Regions from separate parts of the Homo sapiens genome. Here regions 1 and 2 are each linked to region 3. Evidence: read pairs that join two places in POLR2A ChIA-PET (ENCODE). Cell type or tissue: GM12878. All regions are shown on one strand.

The links. ChIA-PET counts read pairs that join two places held together with the same protein. Peaks named below come from ENCODE experiments on the same cell type or tissue, not always from the same donor. Only the 100,000 strongest peaks of a DNase experiment are listed, where the experiment ranks them.
Region 1: POLR2A ChIA-PET joins it to region 3 with 5 read pairs; 2 of 35 experiments call an interaction of 5 or more read pairs at or near these places.
Region 2: POLR2A ChIA-PET joins it to region 3 with 7 read pairs; 1 of 35 experiments calls an interaction of 5 or more read pairs at or near these places.

The regions. Positions count from the first base shown.
Region 1 is chr10:34,770,015-34,772,514 of GRCh38, reverse strand. The region is part of intron 1 of PARD3 (par-3 family cell polarity regulator); the gene reads left to right. Among named protein-coding and RNA genes, the nearest start is that of PARD3, 44 kb to the left of the region's middle. In GM12878, no CTCF peak of the experiment used is centred here; no DNase peak of the experiment used is centred here.
Region 2 is chr10:35,130,812-35,133,311 of GRCh38, reverse strand. All of the region lies in intron 1 of CREM (cAMP responsive element modulator), which reads right to left. Among named protein-coding and RNA genes, the nearest start is that of CREM, 5.2 kb to the right of the region's middle. In GM12878, no CTCF peak of the experiment used is centred here; a DNase peak (open chromatin) is centred at 1,001; H3K4me3 peaks cover 2,385 bases; H3K27ac peaks cover 2,500 bases.
Region 3 is chr10:34,940,502-34,943,001 of GRCh38, reverse strand. It overlaps the pseudogene RNU6-193P. Among named protein-coding and RNA genes, the nearest start is that of LINC02635, 31 kb to the left of the region's middle. In GM12878, no CTCF peak of the experiment used is centred here; a DNase peak (open chromatin) is centred at 1,281.

The DNA of each region.
Region 1 (2,500 bases), 170 kb after region 3:
CGGCGTGTATTCCTCATTTTAAAGCTTTAGATCATTTGTATTTACTTTGATTTAAAGATACTGTCTTACATTTGATATTGTCAGTTGGTATCAACATTTAAAAACAGGTTTACAATTGATAATGAGAAAATAACTTTTATTCGAGGAATGCAAGTCCTTTTATTTTTTATTTGTTTTTGAGATGGAGTCTTGCTCTGTCACCCAGGCTGAAGTAGCTGGGATTACAGGGGGCCTTGCTAATTTTTTGTATTTTTAGTAGAGACGGGCTTTCACTATGTTGGCCAGGCTGGTCTCGAACTCCTGAGCTCAAGTGATCCACCCGCCTCAGCCTCCCAAAGTCCGGGGATTACAGGTGTGAGCCACCACGCCCAGTGAGCTTGGGTTTTCTGCTATAGAACTGACCAGGGCATTCTGGATTTGTGAGTGAAAGCAGGAACCCCTGGAGGGGTGCATCTTGCATTCTGCTTGTTGGGCGAGATGAATGTAGGCCACTCTACCTTCCAGACTGCAGAACTTCCTTGGTATTTACCTTTGTGAAAGGGATCCACAAATGACTTTTTACCCCTGCCAGGGGTTGATGGAAGTTGTTTCCAGGTGTGACCCATCTTCATTGGCTTATCCTGGCGAGCTGTTAGGAAAAAGTGTCATTTTAACTTGCTGTATTCCTCTGAAGCTCCAGAATACAAGATCTGAGCTCACTCTGTTGAAAAACTCCTTTGTTTCTACCTGAAAGCACAGGATGTTCATTTCTATCAGATCAGTTCTTTTCTGTATACCAGCCTGAACATGTGTGTGTCTTTGTCTAAGCACCTCTTGCTTCATAAGATACACCACCAAATTGAAAAGAGTTAGTGACAACTGTTCCTTGGCTGGCATCAAAACCAGACACCAAAGAAAAGCCAGCAAGTAATTTTGTAAGACTAGGTCGGGCTGACCGACGTCATTTTTCTTTCTCAGTTTTGTGTAACTTTTCTGTTTTAAAAAATTGTTTTGCATTAACACGCTGACAGAAATATGCTGCTAATGACATAGTCATGATCTTGATGATGGTGATAATAACTGTAGCCAGCCTTCCTTCACTCTTTGCTCCCCATGTGCCAGGCACTATGCTACACGTGGGACCCCTTTAATCTCACAGTGATCCTGTGTGGGGGGCATAGTTGTTGCTGTTACCTCAGATGAAGAGGGGAGGCTGAGCAATGTTGAGTCAAACCACAGGGACAGGCAGAGCCACGTTCTGAGCTGCACCGTCTTTCTTCCTGATGTAACCATTGTGCCCAGCACATTTAGCATCACCATTTGCTTTCAAAAGCCAGAACATTTTAATCAGAGGAATGCAAACTTTTAAAAGACATTATGAATTTACTTTTTGTGCAGTTTCCTGATGAAAATCACAGGGCTTGCATGTTTTCAAGTGACCAATTTTAATACTAGGTTGGTATTCTTCCTTCCCTCCTTCCTCTTGTCTCTCCGTCTTTCCCTTTTATGTCTTCCATCACAGGGAGTTCTGCATCTCCGTTGCAGAACAACCCTGTAGACTTTTAGGGTTTTGAGTTCCCAGAGGAGCATCTCAAAGCCTTTCCAAATCCAATGATGTCAGACCTTAAAGATCACGGGGCCCAGGGCTGGCAAATCCATGGCCTCACTTTGCTGCCCACCTTTCCGGGTCTGTCATGGAAACTGAGAACAGGGCACATCCCTGTCTGGAGTCTTGGAATCTCTACATCATTGCAGGTGATACCCCTAGGAAACTGGAACTTAAGATACAATTTATCTGCCTTTCCTAATTTACTCTGAAAGCAAAAGTTCTAGATTAGATTCCTGTGGTCCGTGGTGGGAGAGTCATCTGTCCAAGGCCACATACCTTGTAAGTGGCAGGTGAGTCTTGACTGCAAGGCTAGCGTTTTCTGCTCTGCCGGGACACCTTGATTTTCTCAGAATGCAGGTCCAGCGCAAGAGTTTCCTGCTCAGAAATGCCCATGGCTCCCTTTCACTTACAGTTCTTCCTGACCCTCAGGGCCTCTAGGATGAAAAGTCTGGGAGCAAGTTACTTCATCACATCCAGATAACCCTTTTATGTGCAGGGTGTTTGGTTGGAGGTGCTGCCCTCAAGGCGTTTACAGGCTAGCCGAGGGCTCGAGGTGTCATCTCCGTTTAAGAATGCTTAGAATACCAGGCAAAAAGTGATAGTTTTAATCAGCAGTAAGAAGTGCTTTTGCAGTTCAAAGGTGTGAGATGATCATGGATTGGCCATAACCAGGAAAGACTTTTGGGAGGAGATGGCATTGACTAGATCTTCATAGAAGGACAGATGTGTGGGCATGGTGACTGAAACAGCATGAAGGGTGACTTGTGTCTAAGGAGCAGGAAACATTTGGCTGGGTGATGTGGTCTGCAGGCAGAAGATAAGGCTAGGAAATGACTGTCCCGGAGGGTCTTGGATGAAGGGCCATCCGCTAATACTGAGGAAGTCATTGGGAGCCAGTGAAAATTTTTGAGC
Region 2 (2,500 bases), 190 kb before region 3:
AAATCTGCTTTTGGACTAGATATTACAATTGGAGATAACTATGACTTACGGGAAATATTAAATTAAGAATTCTTTATAAGACACTTGCCAAACAATCTAAGTTCTTACTCCACTTTCAAAAACCCAAAAATGTAAACTGTAAATTATGCATTATTGAGATGGTTTCTAAAAGAAAGGCTAAAAAAGAAAAAGAATAAGAAAACCTGAAAGCACTGCAACTAGCATACTCAAAAGAAAAAGAAAAGAATGTGGAACAAAAGGTATCATACCTTTTACAGAAGCAGGAAGAGAAAGAGAACAGAGAAATACAATCTGTTTATTTGGTTCTGTGATGAAGCAAGGTTTTAGTTCTTTGCAAAAGTAGATATCCATAGGTTAACTGTAATTTAAGTAGCAAGAGCAATAAAGTTTGAAAGATAAAGGAGAATATGAAGCTCATATTGTAAAGTTGGTCCTTCTCAACCAAGTCGATTAAAAAATTAAGAGAAGGTGGGACTAGTTATAAGAGAAATAATTCCAAACAGCCATATAGCTGCAATTGACGGGGATGAGACTATGGTTATGCATTTTAGGGGAAGATGAGTACAGGAAAAACAATGGGAGAAAGCAGTACCATGAAATTACACCATTGGTCTTATACTCTTTATGAAGCAAAGTAACAGTAACTTTCAAAAAATAATCTTTACGCTTTCATGTAAAAACAGAATAGCCAAGAGGGATACTCGTAAATAAATATTCCAAACACTTGTAAATGTCTTTAATATTTCAAACATGAATTATACATAAATTCACGAGGCTCTCTAATATAGATTCACGGCTACTCCAATTTAATTGCCTGAGACACCTGTTATTATTTAAGTAATCTTAACTCTTTACTAAAATCACTAAAGGACTAGCTATTCAGTAAGTGTCTCTTTTTCAATTCATTTCCCACATGCTGCCTGCTTTTGGCCATTTCACAGTAAATGAACTACAGAATGGGCTGCTGAGGAGGAAATGAAAAGTGAAATTCAAATAATCATGGCCTGTCTCCATCCTTTCAAACACCTCCCTCCCCCGCCACCACCACTTCATGTGAAACCAATTTTTTTTTCTTTTTTTTTTTTTTTTGAGACTCAAGTCTCGCTCTATCACCCAGGATGGAGTGCAGTAGCACGATCTCGGCTCACTGCAACCTCCAACTCCCGGGTTCAAGCGATTCTCCTGCCTCAGTCTCCTGAGTAGCTGGGATTACACGCGCGAGCCACCATGCCCAGCTAATTTTTGTATTTTTAGTAGAGACGGGGTTTCACCATGTTTGGTCAGGCTGGTCTCCTGATTTGCCCGCCTCGGCCTCCCAAAGCACTGGGATTACAGGCGTGAGCCACCGCACCCGGCCAATGTGAAACCAAATTTTTAAACTTTTGAAGGAGTTACTTGCTTGACTAGAATCACTGTAAGGTTGTTTTGTTTTGTTTTCAATAGCATGCTTCTTTACTGCACATTAAGTACATCTGAAAACACATATCTACGTATTAAGTATAAATGTATTAACTACTAGATAGTAAATCTGACAAAGGAGATAAACTACCTGAATTAGCTTAAGATCAGAAAAAAGAATTTTACCATTATTTTACTTACCTAGATTGGTCCTATCTTACACATCTGAACAAAACCTGTATCTTTCTAAGTGCAGAAACATGCCTAATTTTACTCCTCCAGAAATTTTAAGAGTAAAAACATTCCAAGCACCCATATTCAGTAATGTGGGTCTTTATGTGTGATACAGTTGTCATAATTCCAAAGTGGATACTTTCACCATAATCAGTGCTAAGATATAAATTCCAGTTAAAAACATTTCTAAGCCAAAAAAAAATCATTTTTTGTGCTATCAATAAAAAAATTGAGATTAAGAATATAAACAAAACTATCTGCTATTTTGCTATTCTAAGTTGGATGATTTAAGTCTGCTATGTTTAAAAAAACACACAAAAAAAAACCTTTACTAAGATAACTTTAAAGACACTGAGTTTATTTTGTGAAATTCTCAGGGAAAATATTAGCATCACATTAGCTCCACTCTTAAACGTTCACAGGATTTTATTAGTATCTTGATATTTAAATGGCCTGGTTATACTACTGTTTAGAAAACATGCACAAAGATGTTTCTCATTTGTGGAGATCTGAGAGGCTTCAAAAAAGTCTGACAAGAGGATGAGTTGCTAGTAAGGTTTTCTTAGAGGTAAGCATCCTTCCTGACCAACGAGATGGTTATTTAAGCAGTCTTTAAGCAAAACTACCATATAGTTTTATAGCCTATGCATTTCCTCTACTTATAAAAACTACTTCACACACACGTTGCCAGTAATTTCCTCTATCACTCCTAGGAAGGCCTGTCATGAAATGTGCAAATAGATATCATTTTACTTTGTAAACCTTGCTATAACTGAATTAGTTATGCTTCACTTAATAATGGGGATACATTCTTAGAAATATTAGGCAACTTCATTCTGCGAACATT
Region 3 (2,500 bases):
CAATTTTAATAAATGTGGTGCCGAAGTGAGCATGAAGTTTAACATCTAAAAAAATGTCTGTAGGGCCAGGCGCAGTGGCTCACACCTGTAATCCCAGCATTTTGGGAGGCCGAGGTGGGCAGATCACCTAAGGTCAGGAGTTCGAGACCAGCCTGACCAACATGGAGAAACCCCATCTCTACTAAAAATACGAAATTAGCAGGGTATGGTGGTACATGCCTGTAATCCCAGCTACTTGGGAGGCTGAGGCAGGAGAATAGCTTGAACTAGGGAGGTGGAGTTTGCAGTGAGCCAAGATCGCGCCATTGCACTCCAGCCTGGGCAACAAGAGCGAAACTCCGTCTCAAAAAAACAAAAAACAAAAAACAAACAAACAAACAAACAAAAAAGTCTGTGGTAGACCTGGAGGCACATAATCACTTTTTGGAATACAGTTTGTCACTTTTAATTGAAAATAACTAAATGTCAGTGTGTAACTGAGGATCAGATGTCAAGGTTGGGAGGAGAGCGTCTTCCCTTAAATGCTGTTTGTTGTGACAGAAGCACATGCTATCATTGAAAGCAAACAAAAGAGACAAACAATAACTCTGGGTGTCAATAGTAAACAGTGGCTACTACAGACCTACAGAAATTGGATTTCCTGTTGGCTATGGGATTCCAGTCAAGCAAGGTCCGAAGTCTTTGACATGTACTTGAATGCATTTACAGTAAATGAGATTTAGAAAGCTAATCTTTTCCCAGAGGTAATGCTGCCTAACTATTGTCTGGAGATGCGCAGGGACCATCCCTAGATTCCATTAAGAAGTGGTTTCTTTGGAGGTTGCAGTGAGTCCAGATTGCGCCATTGCACAATACCCTGGGCGACAGAGCAAGGCTCTGTCAAAACAACAAAAAAAGCGACTCCTTAAAATGTACCCACTGCAAAATGAGCCCTGAGTTGTGACTCCTCTGAAATGTTACTGGGGAAGGGAGACTGAATCACAGCTGTGAAAATGTGGTCACAAAGGACAGAGTCAGGGTAAGAGTTTGCCAGGTGACTCCAGTGATGCGCCACGTCAGAGCGGTCACCGGGGCAGGCTGACACACCTCCTCCCACCAGCTAGGCAGGGGTGGGAGCCGGCCCCACAAGGGAGGCTGCTGTCTCACTAGGCTATCGCTTTGATAATAGGTTCCTCTAAGGATATGGGGTTTCCTTTGTTCTGTCTTTATGTTCAATAAGTAACTTTCCCATCTTAATTTGCATTTCCAAGTGAGTTTTCTCACTGGGGAGAGGCTGTGATGACTGGTTGAAACAAGTCGTGTGGTTATACACGGTTATACATGCCTTCCAGGGAGATGAATGCATTTGCACTGGCCACTGTCTACACTCAGTCTTGAGACAGTGTGAATTTGTGGAGCCTGTGTCTGTATGGAACCATCACAGGCTTGGAATGAGACACGTCTGGGCTCCATTCTTAGCCTCCCCACTCACTAATGTGTGATCTTGACCTTGTTGCTTAACACTTCCTCCTGTGTCAAATAGAACTGATAGAGTTTTGCAGAGCTTGGGTGAAAACTGAGAAACTCTAGGCAAAGCACTTGAGATCATGCAATGCAGTAGACACGGGATAAATAGTGCTACTAATAAATGCCACCCAAAGGAAGGCCTCACTCCAAAAATAAATACATAAAATAAAATAAATGGCACAATTGTTCCCCTGAGTGAGCTGAGGGTACAGGCCGCTCCTGGCATTGGAGTGACCCCAGACCTAGGCAGTGACCTCTGAGCCCCTCAAGAACCAGCCCGCCAGCTCCCTGCTGAGTTTATTCAGGTTTGGGGCATCAGATAAAGCTGTGAAGGCAGGAGCCTGGATCTACACCCGGTTCTTCTACGAGCAGGCTCAGTGACTGAGGCAGTGAGATAACCTCCCTGGGCCCCAAGAGTCCCCATCTATGATGTGAAAGGGACTTGGACTAGATTGAATTTCTTTCTTTTTCTTTTTTTTTTTTTTTTTTGAGACAGGACCTGGCTCTGTCACCCTGGCTGGAGTGCAATGGCATGATCACGGTTTCGAACTCCTGGGCTCAAGTGGTCCTTCCACCTCAGTCTCCCAAAGCGCTGGGATTACAGGCATGAGCCAATGTGACCAGCCCCATTTCATGATTTTAGTCAACTTGGCCTCCCGAGAGACAAAGAGAAAAGTATCACAAACCACAAAAGACAAAAGATGGGAGTAGCGGCAGAGGAAAATGTACCAAGTCAAAGACAATAGAATGACTGGTTCCATTTCCTACATGCCCTTTCTCCTCTCCGACTCGTTTTTCTGGATGCTGACTGACGACACCTGTGATTGTTCCCCAGCCTTCAGCGGGGTCAGCTTCAGAGCAGGTGCCCTTGGTGCGGAAGGAAAGGGCCTCTGTGAGGATGGGCAGTGAGTCTGTGCCCAGGGCAGGGCTGCGCCTGGCTGGGAGTGCCTCTGAAGTCAGACAGGAAGCTCCTTTCAAGTCGTCTGCTGAAGAA